Linked DNA regions of Homo sapiens: region 2 is linked to region 1. A link is an interaction called in ENCODE POLR2A ChIA-PET data of the cell type or tissue named here. Cell type or tissue: Panc1. All regions are shown on one strand. Each heading gives the region's core, and the rest is flanking DNA. Links, peaks and the distances in the headings are about the cores only.

Region 1 (11,478 bases), core at 1,668-9,667:
TAAGATACTGCCATATTATTCTTCTGCAGGTTTTGGTATTGAGAATGAAGGTGACTAACTTTTCATTGAAAAACTGTTAAAAAATAGCAACAGAGTGAGACCCTGTCTCAAAAAAAAAAAAAAAAAGAACCAAAAAAGTTAAACGAAGTGTGATTCATTCTACTCTCTGAAAAATTCCATTTAGATCATTAGGATGAAATCTCGTGGTATTTTAAAATTTGGGCTATCTTCATTTCTGATAAATGACATTTATAAAAAACAACTTTATTGAGATATAATTGATATATCATATAATCACCTGTTTAAAGTGTACCATTCGGTGCTTTTTAGTATATTTATAGAGTTGTGCACCATCACCATAACTAATCTTAGAATAATTTCATTGCCCTGAAATAGACAACCTGTACCTATTCAGTCCCCTTTCCCTCCAAATCTGCTGCCCCAAGCTCTAGATAACCACTAACTTACTTTATGTCTCTATAGATTGACTTATTCTGGATATTTCACATATATGGAATCCTACAATATGTGTGCTTTTTATGACCAGCTGCTTTGACTTAGCATAATGTTTTCGAGGTTCATCCGTGTTGTAGCATGTATTAATACTTCATTTCCTTTTATTGTCAAATAATATTCCATTACATGTATATGCTACAGTTGTTTATCCATTTACCAATTGATGAACATTTGGGTTGCTTCAATGTTTGGCTATTACAAATATTATTGCTGTGAACATTCATGTGTAAGTTTCTGTGTGGATGTATGTGATCACTTCTCTTGGGTAAGTATTAACGAGTAAAATTGCTGGGTCATGTGGTAACTGTGTTTAACCTTTTAAGGAAGAGCTAAACTGTTTTCCAAAGTGGCTGCACTGTTTTACATTACCATTAGCAATATATGATGGTTTGAATTTTTTTTTACATCCTCACCAACCTTACCCTCTGTCTAATTGATTACAGCCATCCTTGTGGATGTGAAGTGGTACTGATTTTGGTTTCCTTGCTGGCCAAGGATGTTGAGTATCTTTTTATGTGCTGCTAGTCATCTGTATGTCTTCTTTGGAGAAAGGTCTAGTCAGATCATTTGCCTATTTTTAATTGGGTTGTTTATTATTTTATTATTGAGTTTTAGGATGTCTGTGTTTACTTTGAATACAAGTCCTTTATTAGATACGTGATTTGCAAACAATTTCTTTCATTTTGTAAGTTGCCTTTTTACTTTCTTGATGGTGTTATTTGCACTACCCCATGACTTTTTATAGCCTCCATGACCTCAGAATTTTATCCATCAATTGATCCATCCATCCATCCATCCACCCATTTATTCAATGATTCACTGATGAGGAGCCTGTTGATTGACTTTTTCTCCTCCTTCAAGTATGAAAGGTTTTAATGTAAAGAAAAGAGAGGCTTATTCATTGGTTGGGAGGGCAAGGGGAGCAAAGGTCAGGGAAGCTCTTGTCAGCTGTTAGCCTGTGGCACCAAAGTGGGTGATTCTTGAGTTCACCGGGAAACCACTGTGACTCTCGATAACCTCTGGGTAGCTCCCATCAACAGAACTTTTTCTGGATCTGATCGATTTCCTTTCCTGACTTGTGAGTGAGAGGATTTTTCTGTGGTATGAAGTAACCAAGTGAAAAAAACCTTAATGGAAAACACAGTAAGGAACAGGTGTGTATTTCACTGGTTAACTAATGTAATCCCTATTTTGCAGGACCTTTGTGTTGAGCCATGGGGTCATGCTTGACAATTCATTGTAAGAAAAATGGGCTTGGAAAAACATGTCAAGAGGCCGGGCATGGTGGCTCATGCCTGTAATCCCAGCACTTTGGGAGGCCGAGGCGGGTGGATCACCTGAGGTCAGGAGTTCAAGACCAGTCTCAACATGGAGAAACCCTGTCTCTACTAAAAATACAAAATTAGCCGGGTGTGGTGGCCGGCACCTGTAATCTCAGCTACTCAGGAGGCTGAGGCGGGAGAATTGCTTGAACCTGGGAGGCGGAGGTTGCAGTGAGCTGAGATCGTGCCATTGCACTCCAGCCTGGGCAACAAGAGCAAAACTCTGTCTCAAAAGAAAAAAAAAAAAGAAAAAAGAAAAACATGTCAAGAAATCCATATCCAGATTAATATACTTTCAGAAAAGTGTTTTATGTAAAATGTTTATATTCATTTTCCACTCGGCACATACTTCACACCTCCCTCTTAAGAAAATAACAAAACAAAACTCAATACCTTATTTCCTTTGGAAAAGTCTGGATATTTTAGAACACTTCAAGTTAAACTGCATTATATGCTGTTCAACTGGTAACTGCAAACAGTTATCTCAGGTGAGTTTGTGTAGTCATAAAGGGGAGCAAGGTTTGTGGCCAAACTTAATTAGCTTTGCCTTTTTCTTTGAACTGCAATCTGTGTTCCAAATGACAGTTGGCTTCAATTTCCTCATTTGTGTCATATATATAACAACATATACTTCATTATACGATTAACAATGTGTACATGCCTCATTCAGTGCCTGGCTTAGAGTAGGTGATCCATTCATTTATTAACTTTCATCTTTTCTTGATTTTGAATGCAGAAGGTCAAGCCTGGAGAATGTGGTTACATTTACACAATGGAGAAAACAATTTATACAAAATACCTTAGGATCAGGCATCCGCATACGAAGAGAACATTTGCAAGTATACTTCCCTTTAAGGATTGGATGGGGGGTGTGGTATGGTAAGATATCAGGTGTATGGAATGCTTGGAAATGCCAGATTTTCAGTCACAGAGGCCACAGTTTGCCTGACACCCCTTGGGTGGTCAGTGGAGACACATGCAGATCAGAGGGCTGGCTCCGGATCAGGGCTCCCTGTGCAATCTCACTGGGAAACATCTGCTTTACGGAAAGAAGCAGACCAAATGGCCCCAGGAAAGATTCAAGTCAGATGGAAAAAATGAAGTCTCTTAAGCCCTAGGCTTAAGTTCATTTCCTAAAAAAGGCACATGGTGTACTTAGTAGCATTTTTAGAGGAATGTCATTCCTTGACATTGGTTGATGGTCTGGGATGCACTCCACAGTGAAGATAGGGTGTGTGGCTCGAAAGAAGGGCAGAGTCTTCAGATTGGGCCAAGTGAATGAGGAGGTTGTCCCTTTTATTTTATGATTCATGATCTTGCTTCAGCTCTGGGTGATCCTCTTTGATTTGAACTTCCCTTCTCATTCAAAGACATGCAGACATAGCATGTGTCATAACACTGAGGTTAAGTAATGCAATAGCATGGATCTTGGACATCTACTAGCCACAAGGCACTGCGTGAAGCTCTGTAGGGGTTGTAGATAGACAGGTATAGGATACCATCATTTTCCCCAGAAACTGGCAGTGGAGTTGAAAAGATAAGCAAGACATCGATGATGCTTAGTTTGATGTGTCAACTTGGCTAGACTATAGTATCCAGTTATTTAATCAGACACTACTCTAGGGGTTGCTATGAAGGTATCTTGTAGATGTGGATGGCATCTACACTCAGTCGGCTCTAAGTAAAGGAAATCACCCTTGATAATGTAGTGTCATCTAATCAGTTGAAGGCCTTAAAAGCAAAAAGTGAGGTTTCTTGGATAAGAAGACATTCTGCCTTAATACTGCACCATCAACTACTGCTGAGTTTCCAGCCTGCTGGACTGCCCTACAGATTTCAGACTTGCCAGACCTCACAACTATGTGAGCCAATTCCTTAAAATTAACAGGTACCCTCCCCAGCCCTCTATGGGTCTCCTTCTCTGGAAAAACACTGACACAGGATCCAATAGCTTGATGCAAAGCACAACGTATGCTCCATAAGAGCAGGGACTTTGTTTTGTTGACTCGTGTATCTCAGCAGTTAAAACAATGCCTGGCATCTGCTTGACACTCAATAAATACTTCTTGGATGAATGGAGAGATGGTTTGGTGGCTGGATGAATGGATGAAATAATTGTGGTATGAACAACAGGAATAGTACAGAATGTTACTACTCCCCAGACAAAATCATAGCATTCTTAGAATCAACCTTCAATTTCAATTTTTATGCTTTTTTTTCTCCTAAAACTAGAATGTATCACATGTAAAATGATGAGGAGTCTAAACCAAAAGCCGCCTGTTCCACTTGCCGGTGATTAGTTTAAAAATGGGGTGGGGAGGGCCTAGATTCTGGACTGTGGGATGTTAAGAAGTATATTACATGTGGCTGGGAAAGTTTTCTTCTCCTGAAACAAAAATCCTCTTTCTTCTCTGGATATAAAGTTAACTGTATATGATGCTTTAAGTTTCTGTAGCCATTTTTTATAGTGGAACAAGGGCTGAGCCACAAGAATTGCAGAGAAATAGAGCAAGAGTCCTGATACAGCACATCTGAAGCCCATCTTAGCTGAATTCGGGACTGTATGTGTGTTTGTGTGTGTGTGTGTGTGTGTGTGTGAGAGAGAGAGAGAGATAAGAAGAGAGAGAGAATAAATTTGTCTTTTGTTTAAGACGGTTTGAACCATGGTTTTTGTTACCTGAGCTAAAGGCATCTTGATTCATTAAATGAAAATACAGTCATGCTAGAATGGCTAGAAGTGGCTAGTAGTTAAGAAAACTTTAAAAAGCTGAGTGTGTTTGATATCAGCAATGATGAGTTGCTTACCAGGATAATTTAGTTGTTGGTATACATTGGTTTAGGTACTCCTTAATTGGGAAGTTTCTTAAAAACCAAGGAAAAGCTCCTGAAGAATCTGAAAGAACACAGAAGTACCCATGTATTAATAGTGGAAGACATTACACAAAATTGCAACCCTATGTCCTTCACTCAAAAACCAGTGGAGGTAGTTTCAAGGGGCCTACAAGCAAAAAGCTGCCTAATTCTCAACAGCTCTTTGCTTGTTCTTTTTTTTTTTTTTCTTTTTTTTCTTTTTTTTTTTTTTTTTTTGAGATAGAGTCTCACTCTGTCACCTAGGCTGGAGTACAGTGGCGCAATCTCAGCTCACTGCAATGTCTGCCTCCCGAGTTCAGTGATTCTCCCACCTCAGCCTGCCGAATACAGGCATGCGCCACCACACCCAGCTAGTTTTTTTTTTGTTTTTTTTTTTTTTTAGTCAAGACGGGGTTTCGCCATACTGGCCAGGCTTCTTTGTTTTTTCTGAGTGAGTTATCACATTTTACACCCTGGACTATTGCATCCCAATGTTGTTCCTAATAGCCTTCAGGGGATATAGGGTGCCAGGGTGGAGCTGGAAGGATTATATATGTGTCTGTTTTGCTGGTTTGTTCTTGACAGGGTGTTAAGGAATGTGAAGGATCTGAGATTTTACTCCATTTACAAGTTAACAAGTTTGTCTGCCAGCCCTGGGGATGATGGCAGAAGACATGAGACTCCTATGTCAGAGACAAAAGATGTTATTATTCACTCATGGCAGAGCAAGCAGCATAAACATTATGTTTATATTGGTCACCTGCCCCTCCATGTCTTATGGGGTTGATGTGGAGGGACCCAGGTGAATGCTGTGCATTCAGTGGGCTGACCTCACACCTGAGGAACCCTTGGCTTAGGGAACCTGAATCTTAGGGCTGCTAGCAAACCTTCCCTTTTCTCTGGAGAGAGACATCATCTTTTCTATGCTGGGCAGTAGGCAAATCTTCCCTTTACTCTGGAGGCTGTCACTATCTCTATCTTGCAATGCTGCTTACTATACAGACATCCTTCAAAAGATAGTCCAGGGTGAAAACACAGTTAATGCTATGCTCCCAGGACACTCAGAAATGCAAGAGTTACAGGGAAACTGCCTCCCTGGAAGGGGCTAGGGAGGGGCTTAGGGAATTGGGGAGAGTCTAGCTGGGTTTATAGGATACCAAAGTTGTGACCCGCTAGATTACCAGTGTGAATGCATAGTAGTGTTTTGGTGGATGGTTTTGTGACAAGAAGATGTGAAACCCCACAGACAGTTTAGGATGATTACCAAATAGGAAGGGATATTGCTGTAGCTCTTTGTTTGGGGCAATGAAGTATTTCACTGGAGCTGCTTAGAAATAAAGTGTTCTGTTCCATTGAAAATGAGAAAAGCAGCTAACACCTACAAAGTGCATTCTGTGTACCAGTGAGAGAGCTAAATTCTTTGTTTAGACTAACTTATTATCACTACAACATTATGAGATAGGGGCCATAATTTTCCTCAATATGCAGATGAGGAAAATGAGGCACAGAGAAAAATTAGGATTATAAAAGAACAATTTCAGAATATCACACAGCAACTAAAAGAGTGGGAAGATTGAGGGCCTGCCTGAGAAATCCAGGGAAGGCATTTCCTATCAGAGCATTACTTGGTCGACCTGTCAGGATCAGAGTTGGGCTGGAGCTACCTGGAATTAAATTGGAACACTCTTTCCTATCCCTACCTTAAAGACAATGCTTGATAATCAAGATATTGTATGAGCATGAAGAGGAGAAGGAAGTAGAGAAAAAAGAGTCAATGCTATAGACCCTCATAGTTAATATCTACTGACACAAAGATGGATAATCAGGAAGCGGGAAGGGTGGTGACATGATTTGCCTCCATGTCTGTCTTAATGGGCAACTGTAGTCAAAATGCTTATCCCCAGTGTATTAGTCTGTTCAGGCTGCCATAACAAAATGCTGCAGACTGGGTGGTTTACACAACTGAAATTTATTTTCTCACCATTTTGGAGGCTGAAAGTCCAAGACCAAGGTGCCAGCAGGGTCCGTTTCTGGCAAGGCCTCTCTCCTCGGCTTCAGATGATGCCTTCTCTCTGTGTTCTCCCATGGTCTTTTCCCTGTGCACACAAAGAGAGAGCTCTCTGGTGTCTCTTCTTCTTGTAAGGCTATCAGTCCTGTTGGATTAGGGCACAACCTTTATGACCCCTTCAACCTTTATTATCTCCTTATAGGCCCTTTCCACAAATACAGTCACATTGGGGGTTAGGGCTTCAACCTATAAATTTTTTAGGAGGGGGATACAATTCAGTCCATGACACCCAGTTTTCAGATAAGAAAATGAAACATTAGCGAAGTCAGCAATACCTACCTCATAGAATTAAAAGAGATTTTGTATTTTGTCTGGCAGATCATGGGTGCTCAGTCAATATCACCTCCCTTCCTTATGTTTTAATGATCAGCTAAGGCGGGCGTTGATTTATTGCATGTTCAGCATAAGGAGGGGTCATGGAAGGTTAGGGAATGGATGGGGAGGAGATGAATGCTTCACTAGTTTTATCTTGCTGCATAACAAATTACCACAAATTCAGTGGCCTAAGACACCATTCATTTATAATTTGCATTTACCATGAGTTAGGAGTCCAGACATGGCTTACTTGGATTCTGTGCTCAGGAACTCATGAGGCTGAAATGAAGTTGCTGCCTGGGTTGCATTCCTTCCTGGAGCCAGAGTTTTCCTCTGAGCTTTTGAGATTGTTGACCGAGTTCAGTTCCTTGGGGTTGTAGGACTCAGGTCCCCATTTTCCTGCTGGTTGACAGTGGCTGGGGACACTGTCAGCTCCTAGGGGCCACTCCCATTCCTTGCTATGTGGACCTCTGATAGATTCCCTTGCAACATGACAGCTTAGTTCATTAAAGCCAGCAAGAGAATCTTACTCCAGTGTGCTGAAACAGTGTTTCAAGTAATGTCACATAATCATGGGGGTAACATCTCATCACCATTGCCATATTTTATTGGCTAGAAGTAAGTCACAAGTTCTGCCCACATTCACAGGGAGGGATTATACAAGGCTGTGACTCATTGAAGATTACCATAAGGTTTGTCAGCCTTTGGCAGAAAGGATAAAAGGGGTTGGTGCTGATGGCAACTGCCATCTGCTTTGTATGACATCTGTCATACATGCTGTGGGTGACCAAACTTGAAGATGGATTAGCAGCTGAAGAATGGCATCAAGAATGTAGTTGTTGAGTTTTCAGATGGCCTGAAATAATAGGGTGCTGAGAGTCTGAAAGATAGTAATCGAATTCCAGACAGTAGTCTGAAAGATAGGAAAGGAAGAAATTAGAACCTCTAAAAGAGTGTAAAACTCAGTTAGGGCAAATCACTACCACTTACTTGAAGACACAAACTAAACTGTCCTCAAAATCAAAATGAATAGATAAACTATTTTTAAAAAGACTCTATTGTCTTAATTCTACTAAGCTCAATGAGAGTGTAGCATGTGGGTCAGTTATGTAGTAGAAGTAGTGATATTAGATAGAGGTACAAACGGTCTATTTCTCATTCCAGGAAAAGTATTGACTTCTACAGGTGAAGAATACTGAGCTTCTCTCTTTCTGCCCATAGAGTTTGTTCTATACTTTTGAGAGAGTGCAACATTTAGCGAGGTGTAATGGAACTTCAGGAGTTTCAGAAAGGAATACATGATTTGATCATGAGGAAGAAGGACTGGTTGTGATGATGGCCCTTCTCTGAAGGTAGAGCCTGTGGTGGACCTGGGACTTGAACCTGGGGAGTCTGGCTTCAGGCTCTGTTTGAACTCTCTACTTGTTACTGATAGGAGAGTCACCTTGGTTCCAGAGCTGCTTCATTTCATAGTTTTAGTCCTTTTCTGAGGTTCAGGTGTATCCTTGTCCTTATATAGAATGTAATATCCCCTTATAATAAATTCCTTGTGAAGTTTTATTAAACATTTATTAAAGCTGGTTTCTGTTTCTTGCGTACAGAAATAATTTAACTAAGACAGTTGTTGACTCATAAAAGAAAAAGCAGTGAAGGCTTCATGATTGTTATTTCAGACACGAAAAGTCAACACGACTCTCCAGCTGTATAGAATTCAACAGGAAATGGGTTTAAGTTTCAGGAAAGAGCATTTTATTAGACCATTGGAGTCCATAATAAGTCTCTAGCCTAATAAGCAAGAGAAAATTATAGATTAAGTTCTTAGGATCTTCAAAAACCAGAAAAATTACAAACAAGTGTAAAGTAGGAGACTGGAGCTGAAGATTCTTTGAGGTCTTTTACACATACATTTCTAAAAATGAAAGACTGCATAATTCCAACATACTGGAGAGTAGGGAGTGGAGGGGTGAGCTTGTAGAAGTTCTTTGGGGACTGGCCGGGCGCAGTGGCTCACGCCTGTAATCCCAGCACTTTGGGAGGCCGAGGCAGGCGGATCAAGAGGTCAGGAGATCAAGACCATCCTGGCCAACATGGTGAAACCCCGTCTCTACTAAAAATACAAAAATTAGCTGGGTGTGGTGGCATGCCCCTGTAATCCCAGCTACTTGGGAGGCTGAGGCAGGAGAATCGCTTGAACCTGGGAGGCGGAGATGATTGCAGTGAGCCGAGATTGCGCCACTGCACTCCAATCTGGCGACAGAGGGAGACTCCACCTTAAAAAAAAAAAAAAAAAAAAGAAGAAGAAGTTCTCTGGGGACTTGGTTGGAGCCGGACCTGTCCGATATGGTTTCCAATCCAAACTTCACCTTTAAGGAAGTCTTCTCATGTAGGGAAACTGAGGTAGAAGGAATCATGCCTGCTGTGGTTTAAGTTTCTTGAGGTCAGGCACTTCCTCTTTTCCCAGCACTGTAGGAAGCAGTCATTTAATTTTGAGAATGATGACAACTGCATAATTAGTAGGAGGATATTAAGATAATAAATTGTGTTTAACTTGAATATTTTAAAGAGTTTATTAGTGTTTTACATTTTGGATTGGGGGTCAGATGCTTCATAATAATCTTAAATCACTAAATGAAGGATTCATGACTCAGATATTCTTTGGAAATCTTTGATATCACATGGCAGCCTTCAGCAGCCTTACCAGAACATTGTATTCTTGACTGGCTAATGCATTTTAGAAGGAACTTCATTTCTTTTGAGGTACTACAAAGAGTCACTGGAATGTTATCAGGTCCTCATGATATGAATTATGTAAAAAGTAGCCGCATTGATCTTGTTCTATAATGAAAAACTTAATGTCTAAAACCTCTGAGGGAGATTACCAAAAATTCTTCACATTTAAGATAGCCATTGGGATGCAAAATGTAGTCACCAATGTTTGCTGTGCTCCAAGACACTGCTAGATTCTTCACACTTATTACCAGTGTTTAGAAAACCTGTAGGAACAAGAATAGGGCAGCTCAGATGCCAAAGATCATCAAGCATTGCAAGAGAGGTAGCCAGAGAGATTTCATTCGCATAAATTAAAAAAAAAGTCTCAGTAAGCCGCAACTGTGGTTCTCTTTGTTTTGGTTCATGCGAGCATCTTGAAGACCAAAACTTTCTGGAAGCATAGACCTTCCCCACATTTTGTGACAGAGTGATGACACATACTTGTCATTTGAGAGGCACCATGCTATAGTGAAAGAAGCCAGATTTGGAGTCACCGGCTATACACTCTGTAATTTACATCTTCTGTTACCTGACCTCCCTGAGCCTTCGTTTTCTCATCAATAAACTGAGGATCAAAAGGATCCTCCCAAAGTTGTTATGAGGCTCAGTGGACCTCCAGAAGGGATGGCACTGATTAGCACTGACTAAGATTCAGTGATTGAGAATCACCAAATGACAGTGATATCACTGATTGAGAATCAGCACAAGCCATAGTCACCACTATCCATGGTGGTCTGAGGGTGGGCTCTCCTATCTGGCCACCTGTGGTCAGATCCTGAGCTAGCCTCTCAGTGGTTGCACAACCTTTGGCAAGTTAGGCATTCTGAGCCTCAGTTGTCTAAATCAGTAAAATGCCAATCATACAGTAATGACAGCTGTTTAACGGGGTTGTTAAAGGAGTGCGTGAATAGTGGAAAGTGCTTGCAATAGTGGAAATATTATAGTAGAACAGTGGAAAGTTCATATTAGGCCTAATAAACATTAACTTCTGCTACCACTGGGTAGTATTCCAGATTATACAGCTAAAATGCTTCAAATCAGAGATTCCAATTTTGGGGCTTTTCTTATCTCTAATATCCTAAGCCCAACCACCTCTTTTCATTTCTTAAACCGAAAGCTGTGGAAATAGTCATTTTTCCTCATAGGCATTATATAAAATATCACAGATCCTGTAGGTAAACAGTTATGTATAGTTTTTCTTGGCTCACTGCTTAAAATGGAAAAACAGAGGAATCTGTTGCCTTTCCTCTTGTTAATTTCGTGTGCGTATGGAGCCCATAGCTTGAGAATAATTGTCTTGAGGACAAGGGCAAAATCTTTTATCTTTATTTTATGCACAACTTCTGCATGATCTCAGTGGTTAGTTGAATAATTGTTGGTAGACTTATTTTGGATTGAGTCAATTTTCTATTCCCAGTGCTATAATGAGGTATAATGAGGTGTATGAGGGAAATAGGTAGTATTTTCATCCATTTGGACTCACTTCTGTTAACCCCACTTATTTAATTACTCAGAAATATTCATTAATTTAACAAATATTGAGGCTGCTATGCACCAGGTGCTTTGATGAGTACTAGGGAGAGTAGCAAGTCAGACATAGACCCTGCCGTCATGGGGCTTGAATTCTAACTTCCTATT
Region 2 (11,478 bases), core at 2,017-10,016, 150 kb before region 1:
ATGTGATGGTGCACACCTGTGGTCCACTAGGGAGGTGGGAGGATTGCTTGAGCCCAGGAGGTTGAGGCTGCAGTGAGCTGTGATCGTGCCACTGCACTCCAGCCTAGGCAACAGAGAGAGACCCCTGTTTCCAAAAAAACAAACAAAAAAAACCAGAACAACAGGACACAACAGTTAACTCAGAATTTGCCAAATATTTGATACATGTTACCTCCATAAATCCGCATGACAGTGACACAAAAATGGGTGTCCTTATTCATGCTGTTTTACAGATTAGGCAGCTGGGGCTTACAGCAGTTAAAAGAGTAAGTGACAGCTAGGTTGGAACCTTGTCTGTCTGAAGCTCACTGCACACTAGTTTGATGTGGTCTGGTCCCCCGACTCCAGCCTTTTGACTAATGCTGCCAGACCTTCTTGAGCCATCCTGTTGGTCTTGGCTTGTTGACTCCAAACCCCTCAACCCCACCCCAGCACCTTGCTGACCCATGATGCTTTACTATATTCTGCCCACCTGGTCTCCAGTTCCAAGCATGGCACTGACCATCTGCCCTGAGCAGTTAATAAAACAACATTTGGCTGCTGGCTTGCCACCTGCCTGGCACTGTGCCAGGTGCCTTGTGTAGCACCAAGTATAAATGGACACACTAGATATGTGCAAACCTAAAGACTGCTGTATCCTTAGAATGGAGTTCTGTTAACTTTGGCTTAGAGTAGGCAACATAATTATTCTGTTCTTGAGACTTCAGTCATTCTGGCTATTTCTAGTTTGGGTTGCATATTAAAATTGAGGCCACATTTTATGATTAAATTTTCCATCTAAGGATTTTTTCTTTTTTAAAATAGCTTTGGCCAGGGGCGGTGGCTCACGTCTGTAATCCCAGCACTTTGGGAGGCCGAGGCGAGTGGATCACGAGGTCAGGAGATCGAGACCATCCTGGCTAACACGGTGAAATCCCGTCTCTACTAAAAACACAAAAAATTAGCCGGGTGTGGTGGTGGGCGCCTGTAGTCCCAGCTACTCGGGAGGCTGAGGCAGGAGAATGGCGTGAACCTGGGAGGCAGAGCTTGCAGTGAGCCGAGATCACGCCACTGCACTCCAGCTTGGGCGACAGAGCGAGACTCCGTCTCAAAAAAAAAAAATAGCTTTATTGAGGTATAATTTACATACCATAAAATTCAATCATTTTAAAAGTGTATAATTCAATGATTTTTAGTAAATTATAGAGTTGGACAATCATCACTACAGCCCAGTTTTAGAACAAGTTCCTCACCTCACAGCAATGCCTCATGCCCATTTATGGTTATTCTGGGGGCTTTATTTGCTCCCTCCTGGCCCCTGGCCCTGGACTTTTAAATAACTTCACAGGGAAGGGGCAGGATTCGCACTGTAGACCCTCTGGCTTTTCCTTGTTCCCTCTCCCTGTGGTATCATTTCCAGCTGGTGTGGGACATCATTGCTAATAGCCTGGATGTTGGTTCTTTAAAAAAAAATTTACTTTAAGTTCTGGGATACATGTGCAGGACGTGCAGGTTTGTTACATAGGTAAACGTGTGCTATGGTGGTTTGCTGCATCTATCCGTCACCTAGGTATGAAGCTCCCAATGCATTAGCTATTTTTTCTGATGCTCTCCCTCTCCTCGCCACACTGACAGGCTCTGGTGTGTGTTGTTCCCCTCTCTGTGTCCCTGTGTTCTCATTGTTCACCTTCCACTTATGAATGATAATATGTAGTGTTTGGTTTTCTGTTCCTGTGTTAGTTAGCTAAGGATGATGGCTTTCAGCTTCATACATGACCTTGCAAAGGACGTGATCTCATTCCTTTTTATGGCTGCATAGTATTCCCTGGTGTATTTGTACCACATTTTCTTTAATGCATGTTGTTTCTCTCAACCTCTCACGATGTTTGATGCTGGCTCCTTCAGGTGAACTCAGACAAATGCAGCCTGTCACCTGGTGACTTCCCCCAGAGCCTCCTGCTGTGGGGCATCTATGGGAGCGTGACACCCACCGCAGTCCCAACAGGATTTCTACCCAGCCTTTCTTTGGGTCCCCTTCACTTTGATGGGGAGGTTCTAGGGGAGCAAAAGCATACTGCCATGCCCTTAGCTACCTCTGGCATGTCCTTAGCTATCTCTGGCAGCCTTCTCTGGGCCCATGTTTGCCCAGACACCTCCCCACCTCCATGCCCATGCCCATGCCTACCTCTGCACTGGGGAAATGGTGGTCGCAGTGGTGCTGCTTCCAGGGATTCTCCTGGGTCGAGAGGCTGCACTGTCATCTTTCCAGTGTCTCTGGAGTGGCTTGCTGGTTGGTCCAGCTGTTATCAAATTGCTAGTGAGGTGTAAGTGCACCCTCCCACCTTACCCCAAGAGATGAGTCCAGGGTCAACATGTTAATCTCCCTAGATCCCTCCTTTCTGCCCACTTTTTTTTTTTAATTTGCAAAAGATGTCAAAGCAGATCTGCCTCTTATGGATTGTAGTGTGAACTGAGATCCTTACTCCAGGAACTGGGCTCCTGGAACTGAGCCTTGTAGAATATAGACTGCTGTCGCCAAGTGCTTTGTCCACAGTAATCCCTCCTCCTTCTGTTTGGGTCCTTCGCATATCAGTGTTACAAGTCCGTGTTCAACCCTAGATTTGTGGAAAATTGAGGCTCAGAGATGTTAAGGAGACTTGGCATGGCCACACAGTAGACATACACACAAACTCGTCTTACTCCTGACTTGGGAGGAGCAAGGAACAAAGAAGAAAACAGCAACAATCTATTTGCCAACAGCAGGGAAAGAGATGAAAATGATGGTACAGTCCTATGATGTTTTATGCAATCATGAAAATTCATCTGTTTAAAAATATTTGAGTATCTGTAGCAGTTAGAAGTCGTGGACTAAAGGGAACTTAGAAGCATGCTGAGTAAAACATTAAGGACAGCATGAGCTGTGTACGATGCATGCATTGCACAGAGCTATGTGCATTACAGGAGCGCATACAAACAAGAGGAGAATGGGATGAAGGGAATGAAGGTAAAAAGTACTGTTGCTAAGTACAAATATAACACACACGAACATGTCATTCACTGGGGAATATGACTGACTCAACCCTCTCCACCTTTAAAAAATTTTAATAGCAAGAGCTATGCTTATAATATTCCAAAACTAGGAGCATATAAAAGTGTATAAAACATGATCTGATCCTATCCTAATTTTATGAAAAGGCACATATAAGTGTGTACACAAATATAATGAAAACTAGCCTATCATCTGGTTTACAGCTTTCAGCATTTCCCACATTTTCTTGAATGAATTTCCTTCTATGTTTTTTGAATAGAAAAGTAGCAAACTTTAATGGCAAAAGGGGTGTTAGTCTGGCAACTTCCCCCCCGAAACTGTAATTACTGTGTTGTAAGTTCCTTTTTTGTAAGGGACACCAGTCTCCCTGGACTGGTGTTTAATACAGTTTGAACTCTAATAACCAGTCACAATTCTGTGCCACCTTCAGAATTCCTGAGCTAACATTTTTTATTGGCTTCTTTAAAATAATTTTATATTTTGAAATAATTTCAGACTTACAGGAAAGTTGCAAAGATAGTATAAGAATTCCAGTATGCCCTTCATCCAAATCCTTCAAATGTTAACATTTTACCGTATTTGCTTTATCATTCTCTCAAATTTTTTTCAGAACCATTGAGAGTAAGTTGCAGACATGATACTCCTTTACTCCTAAATATTTTAGAGTGTATATCCTAAAAACAATATTATCTTATATGGCCACAATTACCTAAATCGGTTAGTTAACAATGACATAGATTTTATTCAAATTTTTCTAGTTGTCCTGTTAATGTCCTTTAGGGCAAGAGAAAAATAAGTAAATAAATAAATCCACCTCCTCCTGGGGGCCAGGACTCAATTAAGATCTAGGTGCTAGATGTACTCATTCCTACTGGGGGAGGGGGTCACTCTTTCTAGGCTGTCTCAGAGGACAGCATTAATAAATACACATATGTATTCACACACACACACAGACACATACACACCCTATATTACTATCTGTATCTGTTTTCCTTTCTTCTTTGCTTTATTCTGTCTGTCCATCCTTCTATCCCTCCTAAAACCTTGAGTTCATACTGGTACCTCCAATACTAACCCAGCAACACAAGGTTCATTCTAGCCTTCCTTCTTTCCGTGTCTGTAACACTCTTCAACAGTTATAAACCTGGCTCCCCTTATTCAGAATAGAGTCACTTAAATCCTCAATCTTAGAACACACAGAAAGACATTTTTTTTTTTTTTTTTTTGAGATGGAGTCTTGCTCTGTCACCAGGCTGGAGTGCAGTGGCGCCATCTCGGCTCACTGCAACCCCCACCTCCCGGGTTCAAGCGATTCTCCTGCCTCAGCCTCCCAAGTAGCTGGGATTACAGGCATGCACCACCATGTCTGGCTAATTTTTGTATTTTTGTATTTTCACCATGTTGTCCAGGCTGGTCTCAAACTCCTGACCTCAAGTGATCCTCCCACCTTGGCTTCTCAAAGTGCTAGGATTACAGGTGTGAGCCACTGTGCCTGGCCAGAAAGTCATTGCAGAATTGCTAACCATATCACTGTGGAAAGTGAAGATATGAACTAGAATTCAATGTTTGTTTACAGTTCATTTTTGACTTTAGCTTGAGGGTATATGGTCAAAATTCTGAATTCAAAAGTTACTCCAGTAAGTGTTCAACCCCCTTCAGTGTATTTATATAATTTACTTGAAAATAGGTTAGTTTATTTCTGCTTACTTTCAATTTTGGGTATTTTCCTACTCCTTCTCATTTAATTATCTATCTATCTGTCTATCTACCCATCCTTTTTATTTGGATATGTGAAACGTTAACGTGATTCTACATATATGCTATAACATAATTATACCAAAAGGTACACACTCGGGAAATTATCCTTCCCCTAAACTCCTCACCCTGCTCCCACCCCCACCCTTTAACCCTCATTACTACTCACCTCCTGGAAGTCGTGGTACCAGCCAGGGTTCTCCAGAGAAACAGAACCAATAGGAGACTATACATGATTGATTATGGGAACTGGCTCACACTTATGGAGGCTGAGAGATCGTACACTATGCCACCTACAGCCTGGAGAACCAGGAAAGCCAATGATGTATTCAGAGTCGGAAGGCCTGAGAATGGGTGTAGCCTGGGGGTGGAGACCTATTAATAGATTTAGATTCCTAATCCATTTTGAATTTATTTCAGTATGTGGTCTAAAGTATAGATTTAATTTTCTCTTAATCTAAATGGCTAATTAGATATGCAGGTACTGTTTATTAAAAGGTAAATTTTGCCCTAGTGATTTGAGATGCTGCTTTGTTATATGCTAAATTTCCATATGTATTTGGGTCTATTTCTGGACTTTCTATTCCACTTCATTAGTTTATCCACTCATGCACCAGTACCACACTGTTTTAATTATGGAACCTTTATAGTATGTTCCAATGTCTGGTAGGGATAGTCCTTCCTTATAGAATTCCATTTTCAGTGTTTTCTTTTCCAGTGTTTAATGGTCATTCTTGCATGTTTGCTTTTCTATATAAATTTCAGTATTAATATCTCTAGCTACATAAAAATGCTTGCTGGAATGGATATTACATTTATAAAATAAGGATACCTGATATCATTATGATATTGATTCTTCCTATTTAAAAACAAGGTGTGTTCTCACTTATTTGTAGGATCCAAAAATAAAATCAATTGAACTCATGGACAGAGAGAGTAGAAAGATGTTTATGAGAGGCTGGGAAGGGGAGTGGGGATTGTGGGGGAGGTGAAGGTGGTTAATAGGTACCAAAAAACATAGAAAGAATGAATAAGGCCTACTATTTGATAGCACAATAGGACGACTATAGTCAATAATAACTTAATTGTATTTTGAAAATAACTTAAAGAATGTAATTGGATTGTTTGTAACTCAAAAGATAAATGTTTGAGGGGACAGATGGATACCCCATTCTCCATGATGTGCTTATCTCACATTGCATGCCTGTATCAAAACGTCTCATGTACCCCATAAATATTTACAATGGCTATCTACCCACAAAGATTTTTCAAATTTATAATAATAGAAAATAAAAATATAGTATGTCTCTCATTCGTTCATGTCAACTTTTCTTTTAGAATTGTTTTAAAGTTTTTCTTATGTAGATTTTGCACATTTCTTAAGTTTATTGCTATACCTTCTTTGTTGCTATTGTGAATGAGGTTTTATCATAAAACTTTCTAATTGGTTATGGCTTACGTATATGAAGACTATTGATTTCTGTACATTAGCTTTATTATCCTGCTATCTTATTTGAATCTTTTGAGCTAGTTTTATCATTGATTCTCTAAGATTCTCCAGGTATTCTTTCATGTCATCTGCAAATAGCTATAGTTTCACTTTTTTCAAATTTGTATGATTCTGCTTAGTTTATCTTATCTAGCTGTACTGTCTAAGATTATAGTACATGTTGAAGAGTAGTGGAGATAGTACAGATAGCTTTCAACAAATTACTCAGTGTTTCAGAGGGCTGATTTCCTATCCCATTTTCTCACTCCTTCTTGGCAACAGAACCCCAAACTCACTCAGTCAGCGGTGGATTCAGCTAAAGAACTGCAATCTAGATGTAACTTTACCTGGGTGTGATAATGAGACTAAATTTTGGTAAAAGAGAAATAAGTGGAATCATTATATGGTACTTTAGATCCTTCTCCTTCACCACTTTGCTACTACCTGGAATTGGGATGTAATGGCTGGACCTCTAGAGGGCTTTTTGGGCCGCAAGGTGACTTTGAGAATGGAAGCCATGCATCAGGATGGCTGCATTAGCAAGACAGAAAGAGCCTGTGTCCTTAATTATCAAGGAGCCCCATACCAAGCCAAGACTGCCTGCCACTGGACATTTTTACATGAGATAAAAAACAAATTTTTAACTTGTTTATGTTACTATTTCTTGGAGTTTCCAGTCACATGCAGCCAATCAAAATTCTAATGGAGTTTTGGTTTCTTCATCTGTAAAGTGATAGTATTTTACCTCACTGAGTTATCAGGATTAAATGAAATAGTTCATGTAAAAAAAGGCTGCATGGAGTAGGCACATTAAAAAAGTCTCCCATGATTTTGTGAGGTTTGAATGAGCTCTGTATTTGAGTGCCCTTTGCAAGTTGTCAACGGAAGGCCAACATTTTCATCTGTGCTTTGCACCTGTTCTCTTTCTTCTTTCTCAACTCTTCTATGATCAATTATCCTTTCATTTCTTGAATAGCTTACCTCTCTCTTTCAACTTGACTCTTCATGTTGATTTTAAACATTTGTGAGTTGTTCCCATTAAATCAAAACTGTCCCTTTTCCCCTCCAGCTATGATTTTGTCTTTCTCCTATTCTTCAAAGTCAAACTTTTCAAAATAATGTTTTCTTATCTGATGTATCAGACAGTGTTGGCTGTCCACCCAGACCTTTGAATCCCTGCTTTGTGTGTGTGCCTGCCCCCCTTCAGCGTGCTTTTGCTTCTAACACCCAGCACTATGGCTTCATGAGGACTGCCTTTGGGCTATGAGAACCACTCAGCTCCCACCTCCACCCTCCACAGATCCAGAAGGCCTTGGAATATATTCTAGGTAATTTCAGTACATTCCAGAAGTTCCTAGAATTTACTCAGGGTGACTCAGGGGCAATGCTTGAAAGCCACGCTCCCTCGCCTCAGGCTGGAACAACTGACACCACAGAGCTCTCCAGTGGGATCCAGGATCCGGCTGAAGCCACACTCTGCTGGCGTTTCCTGAGATTGCACCTTGGTTGGCCTCCTTCTCTTGTCTTCTTTGTTCTCCTTTCCCTCCCCTGACTGGCATTTTCTTGGGGCATTTTAATCAATCACTTGCACTTGAATGTCCCAGTCTGCATCTGAAAAACCTAACCCAAGACCCCTAATCTCCATCTCCTCCCCTCTTATTCACTCTCCAGCCCAACACAATTTGGCTTCTGGGCACATCATTCCAGGGAAGCAGCTCTTTCAGACAGCCCCCAAAACACGATGTCACTGAATCCAGTGCACACAGTTTAGTTCTGTCTTCCTTGACTTCACAGCACCATTCAATGCCACAGATCCATGGTTCTTGAAGCCCAGGTGTTCCCTGATGACGTCCCTGGCTTTCCCCTACATTTCGTGGCCTTTCTTCAGCTTGTCCTCTTCTATCCAGCCATTGAAACAGAGTGAGTTCTTTAGGCTCAGTCCTCTTTTCCCAGGTGGTCTCACCCAATCTCAGAGCTTCATTGCTACATGAAGGTTACCCACACATGTCTGTTGTAGCACTTTCTCTACTTGCTAAACATCTTTGCTTGAATGTCTCAAAAGTACCTCCAAGCTAAATTCGTAATAACCCTGTGCACAGAAGCAAGCTTGGTCCTCTTGCACTCTGCTCTAATGTGGTGAGTGTAGCACTTCTCCATCTGGCTAGAACCTGGGAGTCATGCTGGACTTCCCCCTCACCCTCGTGCACGTAGCCAACCAAGCACCAACTCCTGTGTCTTGTGCCTTCTGAGTCTCTCTCGAGTGATTCACTTTTCTCTACCACCACCTCCACTCGTGCCTTCTGTCATTCATAACCACGTTGATGGTAAAAATAGCCTCTTCACTGGCCTTTCTGCATTCATTTCTATACTCCTCTAATTTTTTCCCACATGACTGCCAGGCTGATCTTTCCAAAACATAAATTTAATTACATCTTAAAAAATAACTTGCTGAGATATAATTCACATACCACACAATTCATCTATTTAAGGCATAAAATTCATGCTTTTTAATATATTCACAGAGTTGTGCAAACATCACCACAATCTAATTTTAAGATTATTTCCATCATCCCAAAAAGAAACCCTGTATTCATTAGCAGTCACCTCCTGTTCCCCCACACCCCATTCCTGGGCAGCCACGAATCTACTTTCTGTCTCTATGGATTTGCCTATTCTGGACATTTCACATAAATACAATCATATAATACATAGTCTTTTGTGACTAGATTCTTTCACTTACTATGTTTTCAAAGTTTATCTATGTTGTAACACGTATTAGTACTTCATTTTTTTTGGCTGAATAATATTTTATTGCATGGATATATCACATTTTGTTTATTCATTAGTCACTTGATGGACATTTGGGCTGTTTCTCCTTTTCAGCTATTCTGAATAATGCTTCTGAGAGGTTCACATATAAGAGTTTTTGTTATTTTTTTTGAGATGGAGTCTTGCTCTGTTGCCCAGGCTAGAGTGCAGTGGCACTATCAGCTCACTGCAACCTCTGCCTCTGGGGTTCAAGCAATTATTGTGCCTCAGCCTCTTGAGTAGCTGAGATTACAGGTATGTGCCACCACGCCTGGCTAATTTTTGTATTTTTAGTAGAGACAGGGTTTTACCATGTTGGCCAGACTGGTCTCGAACTCCTGACATCAAGGATCTGCCCACCTCAGCCTTCCAAAGTGCTGGGATTATAGGCATGAGCCACTGTGCCTGGCCTCACATATAAGAGTTTTTGAGCGTAGATGTGTTTTCATTTCTCTCAGATATATACTTAGCAATGGAATTACTTGACCATATGCTAATTATATTATATTCTTTTACAAGCTTTTCAATGGCATTTCATGGCTGTTATGATGAATTCAGTCTCCTTTTTCTTGGTGCCCAAGTTTCCATATGGTCTGACCCTCACCTGCCTTGCTGCTGGTGTGGTCCTTGGATAGACTGTGCCATTTTTTTTGTTGATGTCTGTGTCATATTTTGGCTGGAACAATCTCAAATATTAATCTAAATCAACCTTAATCATTTACTGATTTCTATTTCTATGATATATCTATCATATATTACATGATTAGTCCAATCTTACTGTCAGACTGTGATATGGTTTGTTTGTGTCCCCACCCAAATCTCAACTTGAATTGTATCTCCCAGAATTCCCAAGTGTTGTGGCAGTGACCCAGGGGGAGGTAATTGAATCATGGGGGCCAGTCTTTCTCATCCTATTCTTGTGATAGTGAGTAAGTCTCATGAGATCTGATGGATTTATCAGGGGTTTCTGCTTTTGCTGCTTCTTCATTTTTCTCTTGCCGCCGCCATGTAAGAAGTCACCTCCTGCCATGATTTTGAGGCCTCCCCAGCTATGTGGAACTGTAGGTCCAAGTAAACTTCTTTTTCTTCCCAGTCTCAGGTATGTCTTTATCAGCAGCATGAAAACAGACTAATACAGTAAATTGGTACCAGTAGAGTGGGGTGTTGCTGAAAACATACCCAAAAATATGGAAGCCACTTTGGAATTGGGTAACAGGCAGAGGTTGGAACAGTTTGGAGGGCTCAGAAGAAGATAGGAAAATGTGGGAAAATTTGGAACTTCCTAGAGACTTGTTGAATGGCTTTGTCCAAAATGCTGATAGCAATATGGACAATAAGGTCCAGGCTGAGGTAGTCTCAGATGGAGATGAGGAACTTGTTGGGAACTGGAGTATATGTGACTCTAGTTATGTTTTAGCAAAAAGACTGGTGGCATTTTGCTCCTGCCCTAGAGATTTGTGGAACTTTGAACTTGTGAAAGATGATTTAGGGTATCTGGTGGAAGAAATTTCTAAGCAGCAAAGCATGCAAGAGGTGACTTGGGTTCTATTAAAGGCATTCAATTTTATTAGGGAAGCAGAGGAAAACTTGCAGCCTGACTATGGAATAGAAAAGAAAATTCCATTTTCTAGGGAGGAATTCAAGCCAGCTGCAGAAATTTGCATAAGTAGCAAGGAGCCTAATGTTAATCCCCAAGACCATGGGGAAAATATCTCCAGGCCATGTCAGAGACCTTTGAGACAGCCCCTCCATTCACAGGCCCAGAGGCCCAAGAGGAAAAAGTGGTTTCGTGGGCCAGGCCCAGGGTCCTCGTGCTGTGTGCAGCCTAGGGACTTGGTGCTCTGTGTCCCAGCTGCTCCAGCCATGGCTGTAAGGGGCCTACGTACAGCTCAGTTAGCAGCTTCCACGTGGTGTTGAGCCTGAGATGCACAGGAATCAAGAATTGAGGTTTGGGAACCTCCACCTAGATTTCAGAGGATGTATAGAAATGCCTGGATGCCCAGGCAAAAGTTTGCTGCAGGTGTGGGGCCCTCATGGAGAATCTCTGCTAGGACAGTGCGGAAGGGAAATGTGGGGTCACAGCCCCCACACAGAGTCCCTACTGGGGCACTGCTTAGTGGAGCTGTGAGAAGAGGGCCACATTCTCCAGACCCCAGAATCATAGATCCACTGACAGCTTGCACCGTCCACCTGGAAAAGCTGCAGACACTCAACACCAGCTTGTGAAAGCAGCTGGGAGGGAGGCTATACCCTGCAAAGCCACAGGGATGGAGCTGCCCAAGACCATGGGAACCCACCTCTTGTATCAGTGTGACCTGGATGTGAGACCTAGAGTCAAAGGAGATCATTTTGGAGCTTT

What was found. ChIA-PET counts read pairs that join two places held together with the same protein. Peaks named below come from ENCODE experiments on the same cell type or tissue, not always from the same donor. Only the 100,000 strongest peaks of a DNase experiment are listed, where the experiment ranks them.
Region 2: POLR2A ChIA-PET joins it to region 1 with 14 read pairs; 3 of 35 experiments call an interaction of 5 or more read pairs at or near these places.

The regions. Positions count from the first base shown.
Region 1 is chr2:223,105,612-223,117,089 of GRCh38, forward strand. The region is part of intron 1 of LOC124907986 (a long non-coding RNA gene); the gene reads left to right. LOC105373905 (a long non-coding RNA gene) reads right to left here and starts at 6,759. Exons shown (of 3, transcript XR_923950.4): 1 at 6,670-6,759; 2 at 4,644-4,731. In Panc1, for the core only: no CTCF peak of the experiment used is centred there; no DNase peak of the experiment used is centred there.
Region 2 is chr2:222,951,807-222,963,284 of GRCh38, forward strand. No RefSeq gene overlaps it. Among named protein-coding and RNA genes, the nearest start is that of ACSL3-AS1, 38 kb to the left of the region's middle. RefSeq lists an enhancer at 8,577-8,676. In Panc1, for the core only: a CTCF peak has its summit at 7,760; a DNase peak (open chromatin) is centred at 7,705.